Linked DNA regions of Homo sapiens: region 1 is linked to region 2. Evidence: read pairs that join two places in POLR2A ChIA-PET (ENCODE). Cell type or tissue: A673. All regions are shown on one strand. Each heading gives the region's core, and the rest is flanking DNA. Links, peaks and the distances in the headings are about the cores only.

Region 1 (16,516 bases), core at 6,479-11,478, 190 kb after region 2:
CTTGTGCACATGAATGAAAGTTTCTCTAACGCTTCTCTGTGTGTGTCTGTCTCTCTCTCTCTCTCTCTATATATATATACACACACACACACATACACACACACACCTGTGCATAGCATATCCTGTAAGTGGAAGTCATGGCCCATACGGTATATTTACGTGCTTGTGCCTAACTGCTCTTCAACGTGCATACACCCATTTACATTTCTAATCACAATATTTAGGATTTCCCATTTTCCTTTATCTTTAGGTTATCAGACTGGTGAACATTTTTCCAATTACATGGATATGAAACATTTTGTATTTGCATTTTCTTGATTGTCAATTAGTTTAAATATCTTTTCAAATAGTTATTATACAGTTGGACTTTAGCATTTTAGTTCACCACCACCACCACAATTTTTCAATTGTTTTATATTCTGTACTGATTAGTGTTCATTATGCATTCTGGGTACTAATCCTTCCTGGTTATATGGATTCCAGTGATCTCCCAGTACCTTCTTTTTTATTTTCTTCATGTGGAGTGTTTATCACGTAGAAGTTTTGTGGGGTTTTTTGGTTGTTGTTTTGTTTTGTCTTGAGATAGAGTCTCACTATGTCGCCTAGGCTGGAATGCAGTGGCAGATCAAGGCTTACTGCAGCCTTGGCCTTCCTGGGCTTAGCTAATCCTCCCACCTCAGCCTTCCAAGTAGCTGGGATCACAGCTGCATGCCACCACACCCCACTAATTTTTGTATTTTTCTGTAGAGACCGGGTTTTGCCATGTTGCCCAGTCTGGCCTCAACCCCCTAGGCTCAAGGGATCCACTTGCCTCAGCCTTCCAAAGTATTCCTGGGATTACAGGCATGAGGCATCACGCCCAGATCATATGAAAGTTTTTAATGTTAATGTTTAGATGTATTTATCTTTCTTTTTAAAATTAGTTGATTATTTTTAGAGATAGGGTCTTGCTGTGTTACCCAGGCTGGACTCCTCAGCTCAAGAGATCCTTTGACCTCAGCATTCTGTGTAGCTGGGTCTACAGGCACATGCCACTGTGCCCGGCTAGATCTTTCCTTTTTGATAGCTTTTTTTTTTTTTCATAGCTTAATACATTTTTCCTTATAGATATCACTGAGGTCTGATATTTTTTCATGAAGTATCTAAGTTTTATTCCTTTACATTTATTTTTTTAGCCCCTTTGGAACTGATTTTTATATATGGTGTGAGGTATAGATATTTCCATTTGGGTAGTCAGTTGTCTTAGCACCATTCATTGTCCCCTTTCTGTTTTCATAATGCCGGTTTCATATACCTAGTTCATGTATATGCAGTTTGTTTATTACCTTCTCTTTTATTCCATTTACGTATTTGCCTTATCTGAATCAATAGCATAGTTTTAATAATTCTAACTTTATAAATCCCTCTTGTTGTTATTCTTCAAAACTGTTTTTCTGTTCTTGCCACTTTAGTCATCCATATTTCCAAAACAGAGCACACAATTTTGGATTTTGTTTATGAGTGCCTTGAATTTATAGGTGAAATTAGGGAAAATCGTTATTGAGTTTTATCACCCATAAATACGTTATACCTCCATTTATTTGTCTTTTATTCCTTTGGTAAAGTTTTATAGTTTCTCTAAGGATCTTTTTTCCTAATGTGTTTTGAGGTGCCTTATGGTTTTTATGTTACTATGAATGACCTCTTTTAAAAAATACATTCCTTTTATATACTAGTTGTTGCTCACATTTAGAACATTTTCAGTGAACTCATTTAGTCCATTGTGACAAAATCAATTTTAATGAAATTTGGGCATAGAACTGTAGAGTGCTAATGGAAGATACTACAAGACATTGAAGGGCATTTGACCAACTGTTCATATTATTTTGTTTTCACTATTGTGTACCAAAAGTCTTACTTTTTCAAACTTTGAAAATAGTAAAACAGTGAATTTTCAGTGCAGGAGAAAATCATTATCCTATTGTTGTATATACATCCAGGTTTTTTGTTTTCCCCTTTCTTGTATGATGAGTTGCCTAAGCATTTGATGAGTAAATTGTAGAAGTCTTGTGCCAGCATACATACAAATTTGAGGTAGATGCCGATGATCTGAGCCATTGGCCTTTTTAAATGTCTTAGCTCTGCCTTGTTGCCCATAATGTTTTGGTTCGTTATAGCCCAGTTCAAGCTTAGAGATTGGTAAGTGCTTTTTAAAAGAAAGTTGTTTTGTTTTTTTAACCCCCAAGTTGGCTGTAGATTGAATGTCTGTAGGTTGACTGTAGATTTTATTTTTTATATCTCAGCAAACTAGATTTTGTTGGTTCTACTTTTTTCTCTCCTCATTAACTATAGATACTCAAAGCCTACTATACTTGAACTTAATCTCATAAATTATGAGAAATTTTAAGTAAACAAAACAGTTGAGCCTTCCCAGCCTGATAATCAGTAGCAATGTGTCAGTACCAATGCATCTGTGATTTGTGCCACATTACTGGGCTAAATTTGAAGAGGAAAGCTCGGTCAAACATTCTTCCAGCTTGTCATCTTGGATAGGCTGAATGGGAGGTATTTTCAAGGTGCATGGTTTGTTGCCATGTGCTTTTAAGTAGATCTGCCACCTCTAGCTTGACTTTAGGTTACCATAAAGCTGCAGAGGTCACTTTTCTGATTTGTCAGGGCCGAACACCTGAAGCATATATTTCAGTTTTCATAACAGGACCTCTGATCTTTGTCCTGTTATATTGACTGGTTTCATAGGAGAATATATTTTTGGATTGAGTTTTAATTCTTCAGTAGCAGCTGAATAATAAAATAACGTTGTTACATTTATGATTCAGCTTAATGAATGATTACATTATTAGTATTCCTGCCTGTGTTTTTTGTTTAAACATATAACGTCTTTCAAGAATAGTGTACATATCTGTCTGGGCACTGTGGTGCATGCTTATAATCCCAACATTTTGGGAGGCCAGGGTGGGTGGATTGCTTGAGGCCAGGAGTTCAAGACCAGCCTGGGCAACACGGTGAGACCTTGTCTCTACAAATAATTTTTTAAAAATCAGCTGGGCATGGTGGCATGCACTTGTAATCCTAGCTACTTAGGAGGTGGAGGCGGGAGGATCACTCTAGCCCAGGAGTTAGAAGGTGCAGTGAGCTATGATTGCACAGCTGCATCCATCCTGGGTAACAACAAGACCCTGTCTAAAGAAAAAAAAGGAACATACATACATTATTTTAGCTTCTTTTATAATCCCCTAGCTTAGGAACTGGTCAGTAAATATAGAGTGAATAACAGATTTATACTGGAATTATCTTTACTAGTTTGTTATACTTCCTCTTTAAGATGTTTTGTCAAAGAAATTCTGAATTTATTTTGTTTCTCTACATGTTAGCTAGACTCATGTATCATTTAGCAACAACAAAAACTTATTTCATGTGATAGACTGACTGTTTACTTCTAGCTATTGTTGGCTATGTCAGAGAGACCAGATACCTTAGCCAAGAATGGTTATCAAGACTGGAGAAACTGAATATGTGTGTGAGTAATCTTTTGAGAACAGGCTGGTATTATCTTTTTGTAAAGGGATCATATTACATTTCTAGAATTTCAGAACTTATTTTTATAGTTGAAGCTAAGTCCCTCCTCTGATTGCTAGAAATAAAGCTATGTAATATTTTTATTTCAGCATTTGGATTTATTATAATATGTATTACGATTTTTAAGATTTTGTTTTTCATTCTTTTAGACAGGTGCTCTAGTTCACAGCTATAGGGGAACAGGTGGAATATTTGAAGTTTGCTGGAATGCAGCAGGAGACAAAGTTGGAGCCAGTGCATCAGATGGTTCAGTAAGTATAGTAAAGTGTTTCCAAAGAGGGTGTGGGTGGGTATTCACATCAGAATGCAGCTTATTGTTAGTGATACCAAAGTGTTTTTTTCAAAATAAATTTTAAGGTATGATACTGATTTTTTTTTTTCCTGAGGCTGTAAACTTTTCATGTGCGTTGGATTCAAATAATGTAAACAAAATTTAGGCTGTCCTTACCAAATACCTTATAATCTAGAAATGGACAGTTATTTTTAATATGAACCTTCATTTATGAAATTAGGTATACCAGAGGAACATTCTGAGAAGGATTGAAATGTTTAATGTGTATTTCTACCTTCTCCTCTTCACAGAAGAATTTTTTTGGCCCAGGGAAGGCAGAACTAGAGGCAGTTGGTTCCTGTGTTGAGGAATGTGTGATACTGAAAGATTTTCAGGATGAGGTTAGCCAACTCTTTACAACAATGCAAATATGGCTTCCAAAGCTGTAGAAGCACCAGAAGGTGGGAAAAGGGTAGCTATTTACTGATGCTGTAGCTGAATATAATCTGTGATATCTTTCATTAGGGTCCAATAGATAGGAAATGGTCTGTTTTGAGCATTTTCCCCCTCCTTTTTAATCAACAGAGAGTATAAAAATCCTAGCCGTGGTTCTTCCCCCACAGTTTGAGCTCATGGTTGTTCTCTTGATCTGCTTAAATGATCTGTCTGATTTCTGTCAGTTAAGTGCTCATTTCCATGATTATTATGCTTTACCAATTTTATAAACTTGGAACTAAGAAACATTTCAAATTGTACTATAGAAAAGTTAAACATAAAATGTACAATAAAATTCTGAATACACTGGTTGATTATTTTAATTTCTTACAGGTTTGTGTATTAGACCTTCGGAAATAGCGCTACTAGTTGGAAGCCATGGACCGACTATGAATGTGTACATAGCCAAAATGACTGTCCCTGACCCATGTACTGCTATAGTCCCACTTGAACCATGGCCAGTCCACTACAGCCAAATCTAAAAGAAATATATACATACAGTGTATATAAACAAAATTGCACCCTGAAGATGACAGAGTTTTGTCACAGCTTGTGAATTCTGTTCACCAAGTGCTGGAATCTAATCTGCTGTGCCCCTAAAATAGCATTTAGAAGTTTTGGATATGAAAAACAGAAGAGAGAAAAATATACATTATAAAAGCAGAACATACATGTACCAGTTTTTGGATACTAAATGACAGCCTTGTTTCTCCCCTTTGAATCAGCAGACACCATGGATTATATTCTTTTTTTCCCTTCAGTAGTGAGCAGTTTGTATGTACAGAGAAAATGGACTTACAAAAACTTGCAGCAGTAGTTTGTTCTTGCTTTAAAATTTCGTTTTTGGTTTAGATTATGGATGCATGAAGTAAGGGAGTGAATCAGTTTCTTGTTTATATTTTTTTCACCTTTTAAACAAAAAATTCTTTAAAATATTTTAATGCATTCTTTTGAAGAGGTAGATGTTTGGTACATTTTATGGCTCCCAGAGCATATATTCAGTTGGTGCATGTTGTGGAAGGGGGAATTGGAAATTAAATGAAAACCTATGACTTTGGTCATGTCAATCTGTAAGACACATCAGTAAAAGGGTATTATGCTCTGTTGGTTTTGTTTTTTTGTTTTGCTTTTTTTTTTTTTTTTTCTTTTTTGTTTTTTGGTGATGTGGCTTAAATGCAATAGTTTCTTTTTTGGGACATATTTCTGCCAATTAAAGACTAGAAGGGCACAACTTTTTTTTTAATTACCATAGAGAAGATACATTAAAAAAAATCTTCTGATGTTTTGTAGCCATAACTAAATTATGGTAAAAATGTGCACTATTGTGAAAAGGAGCAACGTAGTTTTGGGTTTTTTGTTGTTTGTTTGTTTTGCTTTGTTTTTTAAGAGATTAAAATGTTTCTGGATAAGGATTAGCTTCTCGAAGTGTCCATCATTCTGTGTAGAAGCTTAAATATGTAATGTAACCAAACTCCAGTATTAAAAATCTCTCATGTTGTTTTCTTTATACAAAGCAAGATAACGGCATATAACACTGCCATTACATGGCAAAATGTTTGCTACCTTAGTTTAAAAAACAATCTCAAACAAAAGACTTGCTTCAAGGTGTTTTTAAATAGCAGTGATTCAGAATTTTTTTTAATGAAAGTATAATTGCACTAACCTTCTTCCTGCTGCTCTGATTCTGCATTTGTGGTACTTGTGACTACGTTTTTTCAAATATAGATAGATTTAAGCTGCTAATTTTTTTTTTTTTAGTAATCACTACTATATCATGTCTTTTACTCTGTTTATAATATCAAGTATTTTCTTAAAGATATAGATATTAAACCTTGTGCTCATGCAACTTAGAGTAACATATACAGACAAATGATTGCATGAGGCCATGTTTATATGTGTGACTAATAAGGCTTGTCATGATTAACATAATCCAGGTATGTCATTTCTGAAGAGAATAGTCATCAAATTTATATCTCGAAGATTTTAATTAAGGAATTGCTTATTGTTGAGCTTAGCAAATTAATAACACTATTTCTGTCACTAATTATTTTGAGGCCTTTTAGTACTAAAATTTTAACCTGTGTTCTAAGTAGAAACTGATTTAACCCAAGTAATGCAGCTTTGATTGATTTCAGCATTCGTTGCTTTGCTATTTTTACAAAACAGCATTGATTGAAGCAAGTCTTGGTTTTACTAAGGTAGGGTAGCATTTGCTATTGGTAAAGAGAATAAATACACTTAATTTCACAATACATTGTTATATGTACCCCAGTTGTTGTTAGTGGGGACTATGATACTGTAATAATATTTTTAAAAATTTACATCAAGAGAGGCAGTCATTCACGATGGTTTTGTGCCAGCTCTTTTTAGGGTTTTGGATCACATTAGAGATATTTAGAACATATTACCCTGTGACTTACGTAGGAAACCTAATATGCTGAGTATCTGGCACTTGAATTCCTGCTTTTATTGCTGGAGGTCCACATCTGTGGTTGACCTCTGTTATTGTTTAAAAAAAATAAATAAAAATTAAAAAAATCTGTGCAATAATTTTAAAATGTGCTCCCAGGAATAGACACAAATGTTTTGAGTATCTTTTAAGCTGCATTTTCCTTTAGTGATGCATTTGTCAATTGCACTGAATTTAAATCTGAAAGTCAGAGGTGATTATTGATAGTACTTTTGTATTTTGATATGGACAGTTTATTCATTTGCATACAGTTATTGACTTTTTCCCAGCTGATTAAAAGATAGTCAAGAAATTCTGCAATATAGCTGCCAAAATAGACAGCTACATTTTTATGATATTGTCATCTTTTCTGTTTTTTTTTTCTTTTTTTTCTTTAGCTATTTTACTTAAGCATAATAGCCACAATAGGACATATAAAAGATTATAAATACAGAGCTTTATTATCCTGACGTCTTGGGTCTTTTAAGTATATACTTTTCTGAAAGGTATCCATTTTGTAGGCTTGGGTTCTTCATGAGCATACGATTGTTTATTTTTGCTGCTGTTCTCAACATCATCATTGCCTGCTGATGTGCCACGATGCTGCTCCAATAGACAGCAATAAGATTGTCTCTAATTTGAGCAGTAACATGATTGCAAGAGACCAAGTTTCACAGCTTGTAAAGTTCTGTATTTGGGATTCTTGCTTATTTTTCCGCCTGTGTTTTTCTGAGAACTTATTCCTGATGATCAATTGAATCCAGTAGTTTTTCTATGCTATTTGTTGTTGTATAAGCTACTGTAAGAAACTTATCATAAGGAAAAATAGAAAGGAAAACTTGAATCAATACTCATTGATTAAAATGGAATAAAGAAAGAGCAGCTGCCACTTTTAAACAACATAAAGGAATATCTTTTTTTGTCTCCGTGTAGGAAATCCCATAAGTTCTTATATTTGTTCCAGTTCCCATTTCCTGCCATTGACCAGATAACATCATTGACTTTCAAATGACTTTTAGAAGTGATAACTCTTAATTTCCTAATAGATACTAGATTGTATTGAATTCTGTTTTAATTATTCTCTAGGTAAGTATGTTTTAGGATTAAATACCTTTTACAGATACTGAAAGTGCCTCCTTTTGTGGTGTAAAAAACAAATTATGGTGCAAAAAGTAATCACTAGATTGAAATACATGAAGGTTTTTTGCTTTTTGACATACGAAAATGTCAAGAGAAAGGCCAAAGATTTGTACTTTTTCACTTACAAAGCACTCCTTTTTCCCTTAAACTTCTTTCTGTCAAATTAGATTTAATGAGAGAGTACTATTTTTAAGGAGCTATCTGTTTATGTAGAATGATTTTGTTAAGAGTAATGTAAACTATTATTGAGTAGAGGCCTAAAGAGGACTGTGCATTTTTGCTATTTAAAGGAATCACAAATGATCATACTTAAGTGAGCAAAAATGACAAGTTTTACTAGCTAAGTAGAGAAATAAATCTCAAATGCAGCGCTACAATTTTCATTATCTTAAGTACATTGTACATTTCTACAGAACCTGTGATTATTCTCGCATGATAAGGATGGTACTTGCATATGGTGAATTACTACTGTTGACAGTTTCCGCAGAAATCCTATTTCAGTGGACCAACATTGTGGCATGGCAGCAAATGCCAACATTTTGTGGAATAGCAGCAAATCTACAAGAGACCCTGGTTGGTTTTTCGTTTTGTTTTCTTTGTTTTTTCCCCCTTCTCCTGAATCAGCAGGGATGGAAGGAGGGTAGGGAAGTTATGAATTACTCCTTCCAGTAGTAGCTCTGAAGTGTCACATTTAATATCAGTTTTTTTTAAACATGATTCTAGTTAAATGTAGAAGAGAGAAGAAAGAGGAAGTGTTCACTTTTTTAATACACTGATTTAGAAATTTGATGTCTTATATCAGTAGTTCTGAGGTATTGATAGCTTGCTTTATTTCTGCCTTTACGTTGACAGTGTTGAAGCAGGGTGAATAACTAGGGCATATATTTTTTTTTTTTTTGTAAGCTGTTTCATGATGTTTTCTTTGGAATTTCCGGATAAGTTCAGGAAAACATTCTGCATGTTGTATCTAGTCTGATGTACTTATCCATCTCATTACAAACAAAAACACACAGACTGCATTTGTAGCTCTGTAATCCTTGAATACGGAAGTAAATTTTCTTCTTTCCTGACTTTGACATTGTAGCTATACTGTTTCCATTTTTGTTTTTACAAATCCTTTGGGTCTAATTCTGTGAGCCTACCTATAGCACTGGATTAAAATGTCTGCATCATTTCTTTAGTTATCCAGTTAACTTTAAAACTGTTGTAAAAGTGTAAACCAGCCCATGACAGGTTTTTGTACATGTTAAAGAACTTCATTGTTCAGTTTTCATGATTATTGTGTAAGGAAGACTGATGTAGATGTTCTGTGCTGTCCTGGACCATGTTAATTACACTTACGACGTATTTTAGTTCCACATCACAATGATTTGTCCCCAGTGACCCTTTTATCCTTTCTAGGCACATTTCTTGTTGTTGTTGTTGTTGCAGTTCCCCTTTGCATTGTATTGCTTTGACAACTGTAATTTGAATCAGATCTGAAAGAGGTCCAGAATAAAATATATTTTGATATTATGTTGGCTGTGTACATATATAAAACCTTTGATGTCTATGTAGTTTATATAGACTATTTACTAGTCAGGTAAAGAGAGAGGGATGGTATTTCTTGTTTACAGTTTGTTTACATTTTAATTGCTTTTACTTCTCCAGTGTTCTATTGTAGAATAAACCTTTTTTTCCAAGTTAGCCTTCATAACCTATAACACATTCATTCTCTCCCATACTGGTGTTACTGATTAATAACTGCCATCAGAACCCAAACCACTGTTTTTCATAAACGTATTGTTTCCCAAGATATATACTTTAAGCCCATAATAAAATTACAAATTTTACTATTTTTATTACTTCTTGCAGGAGATAAGATTTTTTTAAATGAAGGGGTTATTTACTATTTTTATTAAAGTATAATAGAGCATCTAATCAGCTAAGGGATTGTAATTTTTAATTCTTTTGAAAAATAAATATTGTATTTAAAAGACGTTATTTCACAGAAGCTGAAAAAGAGACCTTAGATAACATTTGTTTGGTTAGCCACACGGTTGAGCACAAAACAATGTGTAGATGTGTTGAAGATTAGGGCAGGAGGCTCAACTTCTCGGTGACCTTTTTTTGCTTCACAACAAGCCAATTATAGTTGAATCATTTTCTCTCTTAGCTAGTTGTTACTACAAACTTTATAAGAAAAACAACTAGACACCTTCTAGTTTTAATTAATACCAACTCCTTTAGAGTTAGAGACTTTTTAAAAAGAATCATTGAGCATATTTTCTTTTTTTTTTTTTTAAGAATTTACACTCTCTAGGTCTTCTATTTTTCCTGTTTATTTCCTTAAACAGAAATAAATTCAAGCATAGTTTTATGTTTTATTAGAAATAAGCCACTGCAGTTGCTAGAACTGACATGCTTTCATTTTCAAGGGGTTAACTTTTATTGCATGGCATAGATTATTAGTAATATCCTGCATTGTATACTTTTCCAAAAAGGGTTGGACTCCTAAGGATTAGAATCCTTATAAGCTTGAGGGAAAGCTGAAACTAATTTGAACAGTAATAGAAGGGATTATTTTTAATTTCATAGTTAACACTTTACAATGGATTAGATTTATTACCTAGTATAATCCGTAGCAGATCAGATCAAAGTTTACTGTTTTACCAATATATTCATTTGAAAAAATACAGTGGAGGAAAAGACACTTTAGATGGTAGTTTTATGGTGCTTTTCTCTGCTGTACCAAAGTGCTTTGTCATCAATGAAATGTTAACCCTATGCTACTTTTTCTGCATGCTTCTTAAATGTCATCTTAATGCTTAATTGTCCTAACTTGTAATATTTTTGTATTAAATTTTTTTAGGAGTTCCTTGTAATTTCTTTACAATTTAAAATATATTAAACACAAAGTGTTTAGTAAAGTACAGAAGACAATTACTAATGTTTCTTGGTTGTTGGGTTTGTATGATCCATTGGGCAGACAATTTATATTTTAAGAACTAAGACCAATGGGGTGGAATCTATACCGAAAAAGATATCACAGTCTTATTTAAAAAAAAAAAAAACAAACTTTCTGACATACTAATCTAATGTCAGAACGAGCTGCCTTAAGAGATGTTGTGCTGTCAGAAAGCCGTAAAGCATAGGTTGGATTGCCACTGGGCCGGGCTCCTGTGGAGAAAACAAGCACTGCCTGAGCACCTCAAATAGACTTGCATTAAAAAATCTAGTCACATTGAACTTCACAGTCTGAAATCAGACATTTAAAAACAGGATCAGCTTCCAGGATCTCTCACATTCAATATAGGGGATTTTGAAGAATCTACACACTGCCAAGACAAGACCTTTTCCCTAAGCTTTTATTGGTTTAATTTACGTACACTTGCTGGACCAGATCAATTATCTGATTTTCCAACCTGGGTCCATGAGGAACAGTGCTCCCCATAGAGAGGGAGGAATAGCTAAAACTCCTAGCAGAATGAAGAGCTGCCATTTGGGATGGCCTAGAGTCATCAAATAATTCAAGTTAAGTTTAATATGACATAAAAATTAGCTATGTAATATGGATTTTAATATTTCCACCTGAAATGGTTGAAATATTTTAGTGTGTGGGAATAAACTGAAGTTGGACAGATCTGGTGTTGAAGTAAATGAAGTCTGATAAGAGTCAATTAGCGGTAAGTTCATTCTACTTCTTAAACAGTGTTGGTTAACTTGGAATGTGCGTTGGAATCTTTTATGCCTTGTCCTACCCATTGACCAATATGGTAGCACAAGGTATGTGTGCTGCTTTTCATATGCTTGTTTGGTTTTGTGTCATAATGTGGGAGGTGGTTGTCACTAGCATGTGGTATATTTATTGTAGAGCACATGCTGGTTAAAGAAATTTAAATACAAGGTATAAATAATAAATGTTCATTTTCAAACTCCCAACCAAGTCCTTAGTGGTATCCACTGTTAACAACTTGACATATGTCCTTCTAAGCATTTTCAATACCTACTTTAAAAAAAATACAAAAGAGATCATAATCATTGAATTCAGAAACTCACTTTTTCACAGAAACCATCAGGGACCATTGTCCCATCCACTTAAGTACATTCAAGTACTTCCCTATACTGTAGATGTAGAATATACTGTATGGTTTAAAGAGCATGAATTCTGCCTGACTGACTACCTGGGATGAATCCAGACCAGCTGCTTGGCCTAAGGAGTTGCTGTCTTGGTTTCCTTGTCTGTAAAATGGGGATAATGATAGTTACTTTTCTCATTGATGGGTTGTGAAGATTACAAAGTTAATATATCTGAAGCCCTTAGAGAATGGTGCCTGGTTATATAAAGCACACTGTATATTACCAAACATTTTTATTCCTAATGGTAAGATTTTATTGTACACCAAGATTTAGCCCCCTATAATGTAAATTTACTTTTTCACCGTTTACTATTACAATGGAGCAATAAAATATTCATATCTACAGGACAAATAGAACAGTCAATTCTGATGTACACTCGTTTAATACACACTTCAAGGATTCTTTAAAACTCGCCTCCCTTGGACGGGCATGGTGGCTCACGCCTGTAATCCCAGCAATTTGGGAAGCCGAGGCGGGTGGATCACAAGGTCAAGAGTTTGAGACCAGCCTGACCAACATGGTGAAACCCCGTCTCTACTAAAAATACAAAAATTAGCCCGGCATGGTGGCGCACGCCTGTAATCCCAGCTTCTTAGGAGGCTGAGTCAGGAGAATCGCTTGAACTCGGGAGGTGGAGGTTGCAGTGAGCCGAGATCGCACCATTGCACTCCAGCCTGGGTGATAGAGCGAGACTGTCTCAAAAAAAAAAAAAAAAAAAAAAAAAAAACTTTGCCTCCAAGCCACTTTCTGGCACTAACAAGGTATGATTTCAAAAGGAGCCATTTAAGAATTTGTAGAAGGGAGATTGAAGAGTGCTTTGTATATTTACTCAGTGTAGTACAGGAAAGAGAGTAATCTAGACCTGTAAGTAACAATCTGGGTTATGGGTTAGCAGAAAACAACTAAATTTTTAAGCCTATGCTCTTTAGCATTTAATGACTAAATACTAATGATGTGATGAAGATTTTGTTAAACATGGATGAAAATTTTTCTACTGTAGAGCACAATGTACAGGCTAAATCCAATTATAAACTTCATGGAACTACCAGACTTTTAATAGCATATATTAATATTGCTGGAAGCCAGATTCCTGGTCTGTTTGCTAAATTAGCAGACATTTGGATTTTTTTGTAGGGCTTTTTAAATTTTAAGACTATTTTCACCCATTTTGCCTTTCAAAATCCTGAGTACTCTTTTTTTTAATTCAGCAAATATTTGTTGAGTAATGTTTTCTAAGAAGTGTGTCTGCCACTGGATATATGGTAGTGAGCAAGAAAAAGGCTCTGTTCTTGTGATATGTAACTACAACGGAAGGTAGTTTATTAAGTGCTGTAACAAAGAATTTGGTTGAAGCCTGCTGGGCGCGGTGGCTCACGCCTATAATCCAAGGCTGAGGCGGGTGGATCACCTTAGGTTGGGGGTTCGAGACCAGCCTGACCAACATGGAGAAACCCTGTCTCTACTAAAAATACAAAATTAGCCAGGCATGGTGGTGCATGCCTGTAATCCCAGCTACTCGGGAGGCTGAGGCAGGAGAATCGCTTGCACCTGGGGGGGCGGAGGTTGCGGTAAGCCGATATCGCGCCATTGCCCCCCAGCCTGGGCAACGAGAGCGAAACTCCGTCTCAAAAAAGAAAAAAAAAAAAAGAATTGGGTTGAAGCATCTGAAATTACTTTTTCTGAGCCAGAAACTGCCAAACACTGACAGTTTCAAATGGTTCAACCTAATCCCAGGTACTGTGTTTGCAAATGGCAAGGGGTACCTAACAGTTGCGTTTTGATCCTTCACTCTATGTCCCAGGACACCCTCTTTGTGATCCACATTACACTTGTAATTACATGTTTTATGTCTGTCTTCTAGTGGTCACTATTACAATTTTAAGTAGTATGTATTTACATCTTCAGTGATTAAGCAGTGTCCGTTGGTTTCTTAACCAAGAAAGGTAAAGAAATGAGGCACTTCATGCTTCCTCTTAAGAGGTTCGCTTTGATTTTTACTTTTTAAAGTCAATTGGCATATTTTTGCTATTACTGTTGTGAAAGTCAGCAACGCAGATGTTGGAATGTTGTGCCAGCCACCATCCGTCTCCTCAAACCCTCATCCCTGTGAAGTTTCCAAAGAAACAGTATGTTAATCAGAGTACTTCTTTGTTAATTTGCTACGTGAGCCACTCCTGTCATCCCGTTCAACTCTCTAGAGAGAGGCTGGTTTGGATTTGGATTTAGGGCTTTACCAATCAAAAGTGTAGCCCATTTAGCTTCATCTGGAAACTCTAGAAACCATCCCAGGTTTCACCCAAGATCCTAATCAGAAGCTTCGTTGACAAGATCTCCCGTGAATTGTATGCACATGGAAGTTTGAGAAGAACTAGCTTAGGGGTCTAGGTCAAAATAGAGGATCTTCTGCTTTTCTCTTCTCCACATCTATCCTGAATTCCTTGAGACCAGCGAGACCAGCAACAAATCTTAAAACTACCATAAATAACAGTTGCTACTAGGGGTAAAGTAGAGGAAGAAGTCCCCAGAGGGAACACAGTTTACTGATTCAGACATGGGGTGGGAAAATACTAGAGTATTAAATGGCTTTAAAGGGTTCTCATGAAAGATAGTAATCTTGCCCGTATTAATAATGTCACTATCAATATCTAAGGCTCTGACCAACTGATCAAATTAACCAGATGATCTTGGGTGAGATACCCACTCTGCTGGAGATTCATAATTACCTGCCTCATGTTGTGAAGAATAAATGAGACAGTGCATATATTTATTAGCCGCATGCCCAGCACATAGCAATGCATGTGAAGTATAACCGTTTTCATTCCCTGGTCGTGGAGGATGCTAGGATGACATGTGAGGAGCAGAATGTCCCATTCCCTTGTGTTGTTCTGTAGCCACAACTGTTAATGCTCAGTTTTATATTGCAGTAAATTCAGCACTGACTTTGAGATCACAGCTGCTTCATTCCCGAGTTCTTCATTTGGAACCGTCCTTTGGTTGAGCAGACTTCATTTTCAAATAGGGCTAGTGAGCGCTGCCTTCCTTGAATCCCTGTATATTTGAGACTTTTTTTCTTGCCTTACACAAAAATGAATACTTGATACAACTGTGTTATTTCGGGGTCACATTTTCTTCCCCTTATAACTCAGGTGGTTAGTACTAAAGTATAACTCCCAACAGGAGAATCAGTGGTGTTCTACCCAAGACCTACTGAAGCAGAATGTAGGCGGAGTGAGGAGCCGAAATCCGCGCTTTATGCCCGCTCTCCAGACGTTGCTAATGCGCGCTAATACTAGGGAGCCACTGCTGTGCTGCCCCGCTGTCTTCTGCCAGTCACTGCTGCTGTGGAGATGTTTGAGCCCAACAGAACTTTTCCCTCCGCATAATTTTTTTATACCTAGATTGCCAAGAATTCTTTGGCCTTGAAATTCAGTAATTTCTCAGAATATGCCTAGGCATTGATCACTTCTGAAGCTGTCTAAATGCAGTAAAGCCTTTGTTCATGTTTTTTTTTTTAAATTCCTAAGAGCTTGCTTATAATTCTGAGTATGTCTTTGTTGTTGTTGTTGTTGTTGTTGTTGTTTTGTTTTGTTTTTTGTTGTTTTTTGGTTTTTCGGAGTCTCACTGTATCGCCCAGGCTGGAGTGCAATGGTGCAATCTCTGCTCACTGCAACTTCTGCCTCCTGGGTTCAAGCAATTATCCTGCCTCAGCCTTCCCAGTAGCTGGGACTACAGGCACGCGCCACCACGCCCGGCTGATTTTTGTATTTTAATAGAGATGGGGTTTCACCATGTTGGCCAGGCTAGTCTCAAATTCCTGACCTCAAGCAATCCACCCGCCTCAGCTTCCCAAAGTGCTGGGATTACAGGTGTGAGCCACAGTGCCTGGCCTCTGAGTATGTCTTCGGTAACATTTTGTTGACCCTACTGCAGGCCCAGCTGAAGTGAGTAACCATGAATACACAATGGCACCAATTTGCAGCATTGTGATTTTTTTCTCCAATACTGCTTACAAGCCATGGGGAAGTGGATGTCTTAAACGGTGACCAAGACTAGCAGGAATCCTAGTTATGGAGCATTTAACAGTCGACATTTTGCAAGAGAGTGAGTACTCTTAAGTACTTTGTGGGATGGGGGCAGTACCTCTAGTCAGTGAGGATATCCCTGGAATAGGTATGCATAACGTTTGTAAGTTCAAGTTTCTATTGTCTGTCTGGAAGGATTTCCATGTCTAGAAGGAACCAGCTGTGGCCTAGCTCAAAGGCAAGCACAGCTGGCTGAAGTCTGAACTTAAGTATGTCTGGCGTGTAGACTTCCTGGGTAAGACCGGAAGCTCTGCTGCAATGGGAGGGCCTATCAAAAGGGTTATAAAGTTAAGGATGCTCAAAGTTGAGATTTTTGTGGTGCTGAGTTGGTTTGAGGCATGCTGTGAGATAGAGGCCACGCGGCAGAGGACCAGGGTGGTCTTA
Region 2 (16,516 bases), core at 5,960-10,959:
CCTGTAATCCCAGCACTTTGGGAGGCTGAGGCAGGTGGATCACCTGAGGTCAGGAGTTCGAGACCAGCCTGACCAATATGGTGAAACCCCGTCTCTACTAAAAATACAAAAAATAGCTGGGCGTGGTGGCAGACACCTGTAGTCCCAGCTGCTGGGGAGGCTGAGACAGGAGAATTGCTTGAACCCGGGAGGCGGTGGTTGCAGTGAGCAGAGATTGTGCCACTGCACTCCAGCCTGGGCGACAGAGCAAGACTCTGTCTCAAAAAAAAAAAAAAAAAAAAAATTTCAAAAATTAGCTTGATGTGGTGGCGAGCACCTGTAGTCCCGGCTACTCGGGAGGCTAAGGCAGGAGAATCGCTTGAACCCAGGAGGCGGAGGTTGCAGTGAGCCAAGATTGTACCACTGCACTCCAGCCTGGGCGATAGAGCAAGACTGCGTCTCAAAAAAAAAAACCATATATATATATATATATATATATATATATATATATATAAAATTATTATCTTAAAACTCTATCTTTTTTTCCCTTTTGAGACAGGGTTTCTCTCTTTTGCCCAGGTAAGACTGCAGTGGCTCTATCACGGCTCACTGCAGCCTCGACCTCCTGGGCCCAAGCCATCCTGTCACCTCAGCCTCCCAAGTAGCTGGGACTACAGGCATCTACCACCATACTGGGCTAATTTTTGTGGGGTTTGTTTTGTTTTGTTTCTCACTCTGTCACCCAGATTGGAGTGCAGTGATGTGATCTGAGCTCATTGCAACCTCTGTTTCCCGGGTTCAAGTGATTCTCTAGCCTCAGCCTCCCGAGTAGCTGGGGCTACAGGCATGCGCCAACATGCCCGGCTAATTTTTGTATTTTTAGTAGAGACAGGGTTTCACCACGTTGGTCAGGCTGGTCTCGAACTCCTGACCTCGTGATCTACCCACCTCATTCTCCCAAAGTGCTGGAATTACAGGCGTGAGCCACCGGACCCGGCCTAATTTTTGTATTTTTTATAGAGATGGGGTTTCACCATGTTGCCCAGGCTGGTCTGGAAATCCTAGAGTCAAGGGATCTGCCCATCTCAACCTCCCAAAGTGCTAGGATTACAGGCATGAGCCACCCTGCCTGGCAAGGCATTGGAGGGTTTTTTTTGTTTGCTTGTTTGTTTTTTTCTGAGATGGATTCTTGCTCTTGTTGCCGAGTGCAGTGGTGTGATCTTGTCTCACCACAACCTCCACCTCGAGGGTTCAAGCAATTCTCCTGCCTAAGCCTCCCAAGTAGCTGGGAATACAGGTGCCCGCCACCATGCCTGGCTAATTTTTTTTTTTAATTTTAGTATAGACAGGGTTTCGCCATATTGGCCAGGCTGGTCTCGAACTCCTGAGCTCCGGTGATCCACCCACCTTGACATCCCAAAGTGCTGGGATTACAGACATGAGCCACCATGCCTGGCCAGCACTGGAGGTTTCTAAAAGTTGTTTTGTGCAAATGTTTTGGAGAAAAGCCAGCAAGTAGGTAGGAGAGTAGTTAGGAGGTTTTGGAGATGACAGATACTGTTCCTAGGTCTAATTTGCAAATATGCATATTTTAATCAATTCATAGAATTTAAAAAGATCTCTAAGATGAAATTCATGTCAAAGCTTCCAGGTATTTACTTACCTAGACTACTAAAAGTAGAAAATTATTTATAATTTACAACCTCCACAGAACATAATACTAAAATTTATTGTGGGACAACTCTCTTACTACCTTTTGAAGTCACATACCTTGTTCGACACAGGAGCCCTTATCAGGGAGCTCTCCCTGAGCTTCCCCAGGAAAGGGCCAGTGCAGTGAGCTCAGTGGGTGCTTCCCCAAGATGCCTTCAGGCCGGCTCTAGACAATTGTGAAACAGGTGAAATCGTTTCCACGCCTTTTCTGCCTGGCCAGTGGCCCACTTCAGGCCTCTAGGCCATGGGGACCAAAGCTTCCCCACTTGCAGCTTTTCTCAGCCCGTCTCCCCTCTTATTTTTTCTTCCCAAATATCATGTTCCTGTTGAAAACTCTTTTGTTGACTGAGCGCGGTGGCTCATGCCTGTAATCCCAGCACTTTGGGAGGCCGAGGCAGGCAGATCACCTGAGGTCAGGAGTTTGAGACCAGCCTGACCAACATGGAGAAACCCCGTCTCTACTAAAAATACAAAACTAGCCGGGCGTGGTGGCACATACCTGTAATCCCAGCTACTCGGGAGGCTGAGGCAGGAGAATCGCTTGAACCCGGGAGGCGGAGGTTGCAGTGAGCCGAGATCGCACTGTTGCACTCCAGCCTGGGCAACAAGAGTGAAACTCTGTGTCAAAAAAAAAAAAGAACACTCTTTTGTCCTTTGCCTTACACCAATAACCTTCCCCTGTATTCCATTACAAGTAGCCTGACACGTTAACTCACATTAAATGTATTGTAAAGTTCTTTTTTTTTTTTTTTTTGAGAGAGTTTTGCTCTTGTTGCCCAGGCTAGGGTGCAATGGTCAATATCGGCTCACAGCAACCTCTCCCTCCCGGGTTCAAGTGATTCTCCTGCCTCGGCCTCCCAAGTAGCTGGGATTATGGGATTACAGGCGTGCGCCACCATGCTGGGCTAATTTTTGTATTTTTAGTAGAGACGGGGTTTCTCCATGTTGGTCAGGCAGGTCTTGAACTCCTGACCTCAGGTGATCCACCCACCTCAGCCTCCCAAAGTGCTGGGATTATAGGCATGAGCCACTGCACCCAGCCTAAATGTATTGCAAAGTTCTAATAAGTATTTGGAAGTCATGGCTTTCTATCAATTCTTAGGTAAAGAAGTGTTTTATAAGTTCCCTCCCTTCCTCTCACCTCCTGGCCTTCAAGCCATTTCTTTTTGTTATTTAAGAATAGCTTTAGCGCTTAGTAGCTCAAATTTAAGGTAGGAAGAGAAGACTTTGGCCAGGCTGGTCTTGAACTCCTGACCTCAGGTGATCCGCCCGCCTGACCTCCCAAAGTACTGAGATTACAGAAGTGAGCCACCACGCCCGGTTTTACAACTGTGTATTCTTATTGCAAAGCCAGGCTCTGTAAAGATGGCATTTTATCTGAGAGTCAGGTTTACCAACAGGTAAAACTCTTCTTACTGAGGGCAAGCTCTTCCTGAAGACATTGAGATATTCCATTTTTGGCTACTAAGAGAGAAAGGTTGCTACTCCATTTTCCTGGAATACAGTAATGCTGGGTTTCATTGCTCTGCAATATTGTCTTGGGCATAAGTTCCCAAATGGAATGTGGCATGAAACATAATTCTTGCAGAGTTGCTCATGCATGCAGCTATGTGTGGCATAAAAATCCCCAGAGCAAACCTTCAGGTCGCCAAACAGTGTTAGTCCTAAAGTACCTCAGTGGAACATACCTGAAATTTCATGAAGCCTCACCACAGTCAGAACGTTATGCCCCTTTCCTCATCTGAATGCCTCTCTCATTGCTTGGGAGGCCCTACTTCAAGTTAAATGGCCAGCACTGCAAGGGAGGGCAGGATCAGACTCAGGTAAAATGGGGAGGTTGACAGATTATTTCTTCAGGTTAGAAAATCAGTAACTCGAACCCATAGGCCAAATCCAACTGAAGCCAGAGCTCCGAATAATTCATACGTTTTTAAATGGTTGGGGGAGGGGGAAGAGGGAGACAACAGAGAACGTGGCCTACAGAGCTTCAAATAGTTACCATCTGGCCCTTTACAGTAAAAGTTTGCTGGCGCCAGCTTCTGAGCCCTCACACCTCCCTTTCTCTGCCTTACTCCTCTTTAACCCTTCTTCATGCTCTCTAGAAAGGAGCCCGCCCCAGCCCTCAGCTCCTGGTTTATATACTCCATAATTAGAGTTAATCCTCCTACCCAAAGGCAAACCCATTGAATTGACTGCTTTTTCCCAACTAGAGAGAGGAGCCGCTGTTCTGGTTCTTCTCCTTTTCCCCTCCTCACTTTCCCCTGACTAAGGGGCCAGGGAACAGAGATGCCCTTCCCCAGCCACCCAGGCAGTGGGTATTCCAGTTCTCAGCGCCTAGGGGAAGGGGTTCCCATCAACCAGGGGCTTCTGGACACTCTTGTGTACCCTCTGCAAAAGCACTGGAGAGGTCTGCTCCTTGGGTTAACCCCTTTGGGTTATGACACCTATGGTCCTAAGAGAGGATTTATAAGAACTCTGGGCTCACCTTCGTGACCCATAATGCTCTCTGGATGCCAGCCCTTCAACAGTTTTCTTTCTCCCTTGCCAGGCTTGGATCTGTTTGTAGTATAGAGTGGTAGTTAAAGGCATGACCTCATCTACCTAGATAAAAATCCACCTCTGACATTTACTAGCTAAGGAACCTTGGTCGTTTAATCCATGTGTGTTGGGTTTCCTCATCTGTGGAAAGGAGATAATAGTAGTCCTTACTTCATGGCCTGGTGCAGTGGCTCACGCCTGTAATCCCTGCACTTTGGGAGGCTGAGGTGGGCGAGTCACCTGAGGTCGAGAGTTCGAGACCAGCCTGACCAACACGGAGAAACCCCTGTCTGTACTAAAAATATGAAATTAGCTGGGCGTGGTGGTGCATACCTGTAATCCCAGCTACTCGGGAGGCTGAGGCAGGAGAATTGCTTGCACCTGGGAGGCAGAGGTTGTGGTGAGCCGAGATCGCGTCATTGTACTCCAGCCTGGGCAACAAGAGCAAAACTCTGTCTCAAAAAAAAACAAAAAAACAAAAAAAAACAGTCCCTACTTCAGGCTGTGGTGAGGTTTACATGAGTTAATCTGCATGAAATTATTTTGAACAAGGCCTAACACATAGTAAGTACTCAAGACAGTGCTAGCTCTCACTATTGTTTGAGGGTTTGAGGTTAAGCTGTATCCTGGCTGGTCTTGGCCCAGCTCTCCATGTCCTTAGGCTGTTATATAGCTCAAGGGGAGGTGAGCTCTCAAACTGAGGCCAGGCCACCCAATAGGGTAGGCAAAACTGAAACAGGTGAAATGTTATGAGAGGCTTCCACTTCCCTTACTCTTTGTGTCTTCCTACAGAGAATAATGACTAAAAACACCTTGCTTTTGTATGGAGGTTATGATCTGCTTTCACAAACATTTAATTTGACACATGCAACAGCCCCGGTACATAGACGTCACATGGCAGGCAACTGCAAATGTTGACTGAGTGAGGGAAATGAACTGGGAGGCTGCCAATTTGCTGTATGGTTGGGTGTGGTGTACCCTCTGCTCTCTGTTCTGATTGGTTGCAAGGCATATAGAACTGGTCAATAAGTATTTTGACTATCCACTCTGGAAATTTGTTGTTAATGTGGGGCCAATTTTATCAGTAAGGAAACTGCGTTTCTCAGCCATTTGATGCCTGTCTGAGAACATACAACAGTGAAGGTAGAGCTGTGTCTAAAACCCAGTTTCTCTGGCCTATAATCTATCCCTGTGGCTGTTACACCTATTGCTAAATATGCATAAAATAAAGTTTGTTTTGTTCAGTGGCAATAATTAACTCAGTACTGGCACGCACTGTCTTCCTAGTTTGTTGCTCAATGAAGACTCACAATATTAGAAGGCTATCTATAAAGGGGAGTGTACTTGTTTTGTGTTGCTGTAACAGAACACCGGAAACTGGGTAATTTATAAAGAAAAGAGGTTAATTTAGCTCAGGATTCTGCAGGCTGGGAAATTCAAGAAGCATGGTGCCAGCATCTGCTGTTGAGGGCTTTCATGCTGCATCATAACGTGGAGAAAGGTCAAAGGGAAGTGGACACAGGGGAAGAAGTAAAACCCTGACGGACATCTTTCTCTATAAAAACCTGTTCTTTTATTAGTGAGAACTAATCCATTCCCCCAAGAACTAAACCAGTCTCGAGAGAGCAAAAACTCACTCACGGCCCAGAGAACAACACAGAGCCATTCATGAGGAATCCACCCCCAAGAGCCAAGCACCTCCCACTAGACACCACCTCCCAACGCAACCCATTGTGGATCAAATTTATAAACATCAGTTCTGGTGTGGACAAACCATATTCAAACCATAGCAAAGAGAAAGCTCTTATGCCCTAGGAGGAGCTTTCTGTAGTCTTTGCAGGTTCCCCCTTTCCTCAGAGAACAAGTGATTTACAAGATTATAGGAAGGACGTGAGTGAGTACAAGTGCTCAGCGACTTTCCCTCTCTTTTTGAAGGAGCCTTGCCTCAGGACACATACTTTCTCTTGTCCTCTGCCCCTTGATAAGCAGTTTCCCTGGGAGGGAAGGGCTGCCTATGGCTAGGTAGGACAAGTTTAGTGGGAGGGAACTACCAGAAAGTCCAGCTGGGCATGGTGGCTCATGTCTGTAATTCCAGCAGTTTAAGGGGCCGAGGTGGGGAGATCGTTTGAGCACAGGAGTTCGAGACCAGCCTGGGCAACATAGCAAGATCCCATCTCTACAAAAAAATACAAAAATTACATGAGTGTGATGGTGCATGCCTGTAGTCCCAGCTACTTGGGAGGCTGAAGTGGGAGAGTTGCTTGAGCCCAGAAGGCAGAGGTTGCAGTGAGCCGAGATCACGGCACTGAGTTCCATCCCGAGTTATAGAATGAGACCCTTTCTCAAAACCAAAAAAAAAAAAAGTCCATTTGGTTGCATATCCAAGCTTTGATCTTACAAAAAATTAAAAACAAAAGATCAAGCAATAAAATAAAAACATTTTACCAAATAGAGACACAATTTACCAAACTGTGTTCCACAGAAAGCAAACTTTGCATGATCTTGAAAGGTATGTCTTTTATTTTTTTTGAGACAGAGTCTCACTCTGTTGCCCAGGCTGGAGTGCAGTGGCGCGATTCAGCTCACTGCAACCTCCGCCTCCTGGGTTCAAGCTATTCTCATGTCTCAGCCTCCCGAGTAGCTGGGATCACAGGCGCCTGCCACCGTGCCCAGCTAAGTTTTGTATTTTTCAGTAGAGACGGGGTTTTGCCAGGTTGGTCAGGTTGGTCTCGAACTCCTGACCTCAGGTGATCCACCCACCTCGGCCTCTCAAAGTGCTGGGATTACAGGCATGAGCCACCGCGCCTGGCCAAAAGTTATGTCTTTAAGAAGTGTTCAATAGGCTGATAAGATTGTTTTTATTTTTTTATTTTTTTTGAGACGGAGTTTCACTCTTGTTGACCAGGCTGGAGTGCAATGGCGCGATCTCAGCTCACTGCAACCACCCCCTCCAGAGTTCAAGCGATTCTCCCGCCACAGCCTCATGGCTGATAAGATTTTTACAATGCAAGATTTTTCAGTATTTTATATGCTAAAAAGCAATGCAGACCTCTAGAAGGTGAATTTAACATTTATTAGCAGGATGTCGTGGTGCACAATCCCTGGGTGTTGTGGCCTGTAATCTCAGCTACACAGGAGGCTGAGGCAGGAGAATTGCTTGAACCCAGGAGGCGGAGGTTGCAGTGAGCCAATATCGCACCACTGCAGGCCAGCCTGGGTGACAAGAGGAAAACTTTGTCCCAAAAAACAACAACAACAAGGAAAATAAAAACGTCACATTTCCCAAACATCCTTAATGTTGGAACTCTTTACTTCCAGAAGCACAGACTACGTGCCCATTATGAGCGGAATACAGTTTGGGAAATGCTGACATAAGGAAATGATAGTTGTTATAATGGCTGTTACCTGACCAACAGATATTTGGGACAATCTCAGAAAGTGCATTTGGCTTACTTTCTAGTAGCTATAACAATATTGGGGGTGGGGTGGGGGTGGTTGGAACTACAGAGCCAGCCACAAACATGAGCAATATACAGTTAATTTCTATATGAATTGAAGCACCATCAGGAGGAAAACAATTCAAAGATTCAGGCTAAAACGGAGTACTATACAAATTGAGCTCAGTCATGTGTCTCAGCAATCTGGTAGGAGGGGTGCAAGTTCATATCATTTCCAAGTGGTGCAACCTGAATCTGTGGACTTGAATTGTAGCAAGACCATCCCATTTGAAGGCAGGACCTTAGTGTTCCCATTGGCTGGCATAAGGAGTGTTCAGCACATCTTAGCAGCTTTGAGAAAAACCGCCCTGATGTCTGCATCTCCAGCCAGAACCACTCAGGTCAATAAGCTACTCAGTCCACTGGAGAGGTGTCTGCTATAATCTGAATGTGTGTGGCCTCCCAAAATCCATATGTTGAAATACTAATCCCCAAGGTGACGATATTAAGACTTGGAGCTCTTTTGGGAGCTCTCATGAATGTGATTAGTGCCTTCATAAAAGAGGCACGAGGGAGTGTGTTTGCCCCTTTTATCATGTGAGGACACAGCAGAAAGGTGCCATCTATTAACCAGGAAGTAGGCCCTGACCAGACACCGAATCTGCCAGTGCCTTGATCTTTGACCTCACAGCCTCCAGAACTAGAAGAAATAAATTTCTGTTGTGTAGAAGTCACCTAGTTTATGTATTTTGTGATAGCACTCCCAACTGACTAAGACAGCAACTCAGCTCACCTGGGCCAGTAGAATTGTTTATTTAAGGCATTAGGTTTTTTTTAGCCTTAGGAGAGCATAAAGTCAAAGCGATAAAACAAATCAAACCCATCGTCTTATTGTATTTACTTATTCATTTGTTTATTTGTGAAACAGGGTCTCTCTGCAGCCAGGCTGGAGTGCAGTGGCGCAAACATGGCTCACTACAACCTCCACCTCCCAGCTCCGGCGAACCTCCCACCTCAGGCTCCCCGGTAGCTGGGACTACAGGCATGCACCACCACAGCCAGTTAATTTTAGTATTTTTTTGTAGAGATGGGATTTCGCCATGTTGCCCAGGCTGGTCTTGAACTCCTGGCCTCAAGTGATCTGCCCGCCTTGGCCTCTCAAAGTGCTAGGATTATAGGCGTGAGTCACTGTGTGTGGCCACTATTGTTTTCATTTATGTTTAGAAATACTTGTGCATATTTGTATTTGGTATTTTAACTATTTGTAATCTTTTACGTAATTCGACATTTTAGGATTTCTAACAAGTTATCCTTGTGAAACCAGTTTAAAACACCTAAGTGAAAACTGTAATTAATTCAGATTCATGATTTTAAGTGAAAATATATGAGAATTTTATTAAATCTGTAAACATTTTTGTAATGTTCAAGAGAACTTGATTCATATTTTATAATTTATCATATTTATAAGCATTACTTAACTACTTGTGATTCTTTGTTGAGCAACTGAAGTATTTTAAAAAGACTGAATACATTAAATGAATTAATGTAGTTTAATAATTCAAGGAAATTTAATTAACCAAATTGTAAACATTCTCTTAAAAAACAGAGTTAGATTTGTAACCTGAATTTCAAAGCTCAAAGGAAAAGTAGGTTTTCAAATTTGTAATAAATGAAATGGAATTACTATACATTGTCTTCTTTGCCCACAAAACCTGTCTTCAAGAATACCCTATACTGGCCGGGTGCAGTGGCTCACACCTGTAATCCCAGCACTTTGGGAGGCCGAGGTGGGTGGATCACCTGAGGTCAGGAGTTCAAGACCAGCCTGGCCAACATGGTGAAACCCTGTCTCTACCAAAAATACAAAAAAATTAGCCGGGGGTGATGGTGTGTGCCTATAGTCCCAGCTACTCAGGAGGCTGAGGCAGGAGAATCGCTTGAACCCAGAAGGTTGAAGTTGCAGTGATGCGAGATAATGCCACTGTACTCCAGCCTGGGCGACAGAGTGAGACTCCCCCCAACCCCAACCCGCCCACACACACAGAATATCCTATACCCGGGCCGGGCACAGTGGCTCACCCCTGTAATCCCAGCATGTTGGGAGGCTGAGGCGGGTGGATCACCTGAGGTCAGGAGTTTGAGACCAGCCTGGCCAACATGGTGAAATCTCTTCTCTACTAAAATACAAATATTAGCTGGGTGTGGTGGTGGGCATCTGTAATCTCAGCTACTCAGGAGGCTGAGGTAGGAGACTTGCTTGAACCCAGGGGTCGGAGGTTGCAGTGAGCCGAGATCATGCCACTGCACTCCATCCTGGGTGACAAGAGCGAAACTCCATCTCAAAAAAAAAAAAAAGAACACCCTATACCTAAATTGCCATGAGGCAGCACGGGTGGTGATGGTGGATGGTGAGAGGGGTAGGGAGTGAGTGAGACAAAGGTCTTCCTTTTGTAATCAGTAGATACACTAACAGTACCAAAGCATGCAACAGATGGAATCCAACAGATTGATCGTAATTACGCCTGCATTCAGCAAACATTTTTCTAGATTCTAGCCTAAAATATGTGGGTCACATAAATGTGATTAAGATGTGGTTCTTCTCCTCAAGCAGTTTCTCCTTTTTTCCACTTTGCATTTCTCTGCTCTTCTCATTCACTGAAGTACTTTTTAGCAAACACTTGAATTTTCCTGCCTTGATCTGCTTAGTTTTATTCATTGGAAAAGCAGATACTGCACTTGGCCTTGAGTTCAAATCCTTGTTTTGCCATTTGCAGCATGACCTTAGACAAACTATATGGTCTTATTACTTCAGTTTCTTCATAAATCAAATAGAGATAATAATATTATTTACCTGTTATGGACAACATGTTTGTGTTTCTCCAGAATTCATATATGGAAACACTAGCCCTAAATGGTATGGTATTAGGAGGTGGGGCCTTCAGAAGGTAATTAGGTCACAGCCTACATGATGGGATTAGTAATCTTGTAACAAGAGACAGGAGAGAGCTTGCTTCCTGTCTTACTGTTTTACACCACTTACACACAGCAAGAAGATGGTCAGCAGCACCCAGGAAGAGGCCCTCACCATAACTTGATCATGCTGGCACTTTGCTATCAGACTTCCCAAATTCCAGAACTGTAAGAAATAAGTGTTTTGTTTGTTTGTTTGTTTGAGACGGAGTTTTGCTCTTGTTGCCCAGGCTAGAGTGCAATGGCGCAATCTCGGCTCATTGGTTCTCCTGCCTCAGCCTCCCGAGTAGCTGGGATTACGGGCATGCGCCACCACACCCAGCTGATTTTCGTATTTTTAGTAGAGATGGGGTTTCGCCATGTTGGCCAGGCTGGTCTCAAACTCCTGACCTCAGGTGATCTGTCCGCCTCAGCCTCCCAAAGTGCTGGGATTACAGATGTAAGCCACCGCGCCCGGCCAAGTGTTTGTTGTTTAAGCCACCGAGTCTATGGTATTTTTGTTATAGCAGTCCAAATTGACTGAGGCATTACCTTTTCAGGTTGTTGAGAAAATCAGAGACAATTACATGTTAACATACCTTGAAAAGAGTTGATAACATGCTTAATAAATGGTAGCAATTAACATTATCTATGGTTTCCATCAATATCCTTATGGTTAGAAAAAGTCACCTAATGCTGACCCATGATTTCATATGTTTAGGCTTTTCACTACATCAAGAGCAGAAGAGCATTGGAAAGAAAACATTTGAGGTAGGAGACAATTGAGGTGACAGAGAACTCAATGCTTTTTTACTTATATTTACTCTCTAGGTGATTGCATCTAGGTCCATGATTTCAAATATCATTGCTTTACTATGAGTCTCAAAGTTATATCTCCAGTTCCAGTTGCACCTCTGAACATCAGATTTATATATCTGGCTACCTATTCAACATCATCATGAGGATGTATAATAGGCACACCAAATGCTAAAACAGAACTCTTGATAGTTCCCTCATAAACTAGGTCTTCTTCTAGCCGTTCCCATCTCAGTAAATGGCAACTCCATTCTTCTACTTGTTTGGTCTAAAATCTTGGAATAATTTTTTTGTTGTTTTTGTTTTTGAGATGGAGTTTCGCTCTTGTCACCCAGGCTGGAGTGCAATGGCGTGATCTCGGCTCACTGCAACTTCTGCCTCCCGGCTTCAGGTGATTCTCCTGCCTCAGCCTTCTGAGTAGCTGGGGTTACAAACGTGTGCCATGATGCCCAGCTAATTTTTTTGTATTATTAGTAGAGATGGGGTTTCACCATGTTGGCCAGGCTGGTCTCGAACTCCTGATCTCAGGTGATCACCTGCCTTAGCCTCCCAAAGTGCTGGGATTATTACTGGCATGAGCCACCTCGAACGGCCCCCACTTAAGCTTTTAAAAGTGTTGGGATTACAGGCGTGAGCCACCACACCTAGCCTCCGCTGGTCCTTTAAAATGGAAGGTGGTTCAAGTCACTTCTTTGCTCAAAGCCTCCTGGTGGCTTTCTTTTTTTTTTTTTTTTTGGGACGGAGTCTCGCTCTGTCACCCATGCTGGAGTGCAGTGGCACCATCTCGGCTCACTGCAAGCTCCGCCTCCCGGGTTCACGCCATTCTCCTGCCTCAGCCTCCCAAGTAGCTGGGACTACAGGCACCCGCCACCATGCCCGGCTAATTTTTTTTATTTTTAGTAGAGACAGGGTTTCACTGTGTTAGCCAGGATGGTCTCCATCTCCTGACCTCGTGATCCGCCTGTCTGGGCCTCTCAAAGTGCTGGGATTATAGGCGTGAGCCACCGCGCCCGGCGCCTCCTGGTGTCTTTCTATGACATGAGAAGAAAAAAGTCCTTCACATCTGGTCCCTGTCCCCGTCTCCTGCCACTCCTTTCTTACTTCATGCCAATTAACTGACATCATTTTTATTCTTAGAATATAGCATATTTGTTATATTATTCTTTTGTACATAATATTCCTTCTGCCCAGAACATTCCTTTTTCTGATAGTGGCATACTCACTCTGCTACTTCCTTTAGTTTTTTGCTCACATGTCATCTTAACTGAGCAGCCTTCTCTAAACCCCATATCTAAAATAATATATACTGGCTGGATGTGGTGGCTCATGCCTGTAATCCTAGCACTTTGGGAAGCTGAGGTGGGAGGGTCAGTGAGGCCAGGAGTTTAAGTTTACAATGAGCTATGATCATACTGAGAGGTGACAGTGTGCTGGCAGCCCTCGCAGCCCTCGCTCGCTCTCAGCGCCTCCTTGGCCTCCGCGCCCACTCTGGCCACGCTCGAGGACCCCTTTAGTCCGCTGCTGCACTGTGGGAGCCCCTCTCTGGGCTGGCTGAGGCCGGAGCCGGCTCCCTCTGCTTGCCGGGAGCTGTAGAGAGAGAGGGACGAGCGGGAACCGGGGCTGTCTGTGCACAGCGCTCGTGGACCAGCGTGAGTTCCAAGTGGGCGGGGCCACGGGCTAGCGTGAGTTCTGGGTGGGCATGGGCTTGGCGGCCCCGCACTCAGAGCCGTCCGCCGGCGCCACTGGCCTGGGCAGTGAGAGGTTTAGCACCCGGGCCAGCAGCTGCAGAGGGTGCGCCAGGACCCCAGCACTGCCGGCCCGCCATGCTTGAATTCTCACCGGCGCTCAGCCGCCTCCCTGTGGGGCAGGGCTCGAGACCTGCAGCCCGCCATGCCTGAGCCCCCTAGCAATGGGCTCCCGTGTGGCCCAAGCCTCCAAGACGGGTGCCGCCCCCTGCTCTGCGGCGCCCGGTCCCATCAACTGCCCAAAGGCTGAGAAGTGCAGGCACGCAGCGTGGGACTGGCAGGCAGCGCCACCCGCGGCCCCAGCACTGGATCCACTAGGTGAAGCCAGCTGGGCTCCTGAGTCAGATGGGGACTTGGAGAACTTTCATGTCTAGCTGGAGGATTGTAAATGCACCAATCAGCACTCTGTGTCTAGCTCGAGGTTTGTAAACACACCAATCAGCACCCTGTGTCTAGCTCAAGGTTTGTAAATGCACCAATCAGTGATCTATGTCTAGCTAATCTAGTGGGGACTTGGAGAACCTTTATGTCTAGCTAAGGGATTGTAAATACACCAATCAGCACTCTGTGTCTAGCTCAAGGTTTGTAAATGAACCAATTGGCACTCTGTATCTAGCTAATCTAGTGGGGACTTGGAGAACCTTTATGTCTAGCTAAAGGATTGTAAATATACCAATCAGCACTCTGTGTCTAGCTCAAGGTTTGTAAACACAGCAATCAGCACCCTGTGTCTAGCTCAAGGCTTGTAAATGCACCAATCAGTGCTCCATGTCTAGCTAATCTAGTGGGGACTTGGAGAACTTTTGTGTCTAGCTCAGGGATTGTAAACACACCAATCAGCACCCTGTCAAAACGGACCAATCAGCGCTCTGTAAAACAGACCAATCAGCTCTCTATAAAATGGACCAATCAGCAGGCTATGGGTGGGGCCAGATGAGGGAATAAAAGTAGGCTGCCGGAGCCAGCAGTGGCAACCTGTTTGGGTCCCCTTCCATACTGTGGAAGCTTTGTTCTTTAGCTCTTTGCAGTAAATCTTGCTGCTGCTCACTGTTTGGGTCTGCACTACCTTTATGAGCTGTAACACTCACCACGAAGGTCTGCAGCTTCACTTCTGAGGCCAAGGAGACCACGAACCCACCAGAAGGAAAAAACTCCAAACATGTCTGAACATCAGAAGGAACAAACTCTGGACACACCACCTTTAAGAACCGTAACACTCACCGTGAGGGTCCACGACTTCATTCTTGAAGTCAGCGGGACCAAGAACCCACCAATTTTGGACACAAATACCACTGCACTAGAGTCTGGGTGACAAAAAGACTCTGCCTAAAACACAATACAATAAAATAACATATATACCCATTATCCCACTTTATTTTATTTAAGCTTGGTTGTCTTTTACCTACCTTCCTAGAAGCTAGGTGTGGTCATAAGACCAAGCACTGGTTAATGGAATATTAGAGGAAGTGATAAATGCAACTGCCAGGATGTGTCCTGAAAGGAAAGGCCTAGCCCTCTATTTCTTCTGTTTTCTTTTCCAATGGCTGGAATTTGAAAATGATGGCAGGAGCAAGAAAAACCATTTTAGACCAGTGGATGGAAGATATATGTTGAGATAGAACAATCTAGGTCTTTGACATCTTACTCCAGAATGACAGTCACATAAGATAATACGCTTTCATCTTGTTTAAGCCATTTTTATATTCCTTTTTTTTTTTTTAACAGTGGTCAAACAATAGCCTAATACAGACATATTTTTTGAAAGTCTGTGTGTACTCCCAACCCTCACCCAACGTGGGATGTAAGCCCTGTGAAGAGTAGGGGCTGTTTTTGGTTTACTGAGACAGTGCCTGGCACACTAAACATTCAATAAACATTGAATGAATAGCAAAACCATCAATATAATACTAGGCCTTGAGTGCTTCCCTGAGAAAGTATGTGGCTGGTCAGTATAAGTAAGTGATTGTACAGCAACATGCTGTGTGTGTGGTTGGTTTTCTGTTTTGACTGAATCACAATCGCAGGATACAACCTGCTATTTTCATTATCTGAGAGGCATAAATACTTGTAAGATAGTTGTATGTTTCTTTTGCAATTTAAATGAAGACTCTCAAGTAAAGTTTATTGTTGTAATGAAATTGGGTCATAGAAGCATGGAAAACTGTGACAAGGTTCACACTGATGAGGAAAGGTCACAAGCAACACGCTATGCACTGAAGGAGAAAAGCAGCTTGTGTACTGACATCTTGAGATGTGTGGTTGGCATGTGCCTCATCTCGGAAGAACCACAAAGAATTGCACAAGGTAAGTCAAAATGAAACGGAAACATCACAGAGTATCAGCAAGACGCCTGGGGGTAAACGCTACAGACGTAAAGCCACTGAATTCCAGGGTGAGTAAAGAATATAAAATGAGTTATAGCACTAGGAGAATATTTTTGGTATCAAATGTCTTTTTTATACAATTAAGTTTGTTTTGAATACTTTATGTAGATGAGCTAATGTAAACAATTTAAAACATCATGATGATTTAAAAATATATATAGTAATGAGACCCTGTAGTCCTGGGATTGAAGCAGTTTCAATTTAAAATGTTCCATGTCTTTAGCGATGAAAGTTGCAAATGTGTAGGCTATCTTGCCATGCCACACTCCTCTCGGAAAAATATTACTGAAATAAAACAAGTCAGGATTTGTTTTTTTTTTTTTTTTTTTTTTGAGATGTAATCTCACTCTGTCACCCGCCCAGGCTGGAGTGCAATGGCAAGATCTCGGCTCACTGCAACCTCCCCCTCTCGGTTTCAAGCCATTCTTCTGCCTCAGCCTCCTGAGTAGCTAGGATTACAGGCATGTGCCACCACGCTCAGCTAATTTTTGAATTTTTAGTAGAGACGGGGTTTCACCATGTTGGTCAGGCTGGTCTCGAACTCCCGACCTCGTGATCCGCCCGCCTCGGCCTCCCAAAGTGCTGGGATTACAGGTGTGAGCCACTGCACCCGGCAAAACAAGTCAGGATTTGTTTAGCCATTTTACAATATATAGTAACTTCTGATAACAGTTACTGGTATGAGGTTTCTCTTCATTGAGTAATTAGCTAGAAAATTCAAGAGAGAACTTTTTTTTTTTGAGACGGAGTCTCACTCTGTCGCCTAGGCTGGAGTGCAGTGGCACTATCTCGGCTCACTGCAACCTCCGCCTCCAGGGTTCAAGCGATTCTCCTGCCTCAGCCTCCCAAGTAGCTGCGATTACAGGCACCCGCCACCACGCCCGACTAATATTTTGTATTTTTAGTACAGACGAGGTTTCACCATGTTGGCCAGGCTGGTCTTGAACTCCCGACC

Evidence for each region. Peaks named below come from ENCODE experiments on the same cell type or tissue, not always from the same donor. Only the 100,000 strongest peaks of a DNase experiment are listed, where the experiment ranks them.
Region 1: POLR2A ChIA-PET joins it to region 2 with 6 read pairs; 3 of 35 experiments call an interaction of 5 or more read pairs at or near these places.

Annotation. Positions count from the first base shown.
Region 1 is chr3:177,013,684-177,030,199 of GRCh38, reverse strand. TBL1XR1 (TBL1X/Y related 1) reads left to right here. Exons shown (of 16, transcript NM_024665.7): 15 at 3,726-3,827; 16 at 4,676-10,856. The coding sequence ends at 4,702. Among named protein-coding and RNA genes, the nearest start is that of TBL1XR1-AS1, 15 kb to the left of the region's middle. In A673, for the core only: no CTCF peak of the experiment used is centred there; no DNase peak of the experiment used is centred there; H3K27ac peaks cover 524 bases.
Region 2 is chr3:177,200,792-177,217,307 of GRCh38, reverse strand. It overlaps a transcript of TBL1XR1 not described here. Among named protein-coding and RNA genes, the nearest start is that of TBL1XR1, 12 kb to the right of the region's middle. In A673, for the core only: no CTCF peak of the experiment used is centred there; no DNase peak of the experiment used is centred there; H3K27ac peaks cover 658 bases.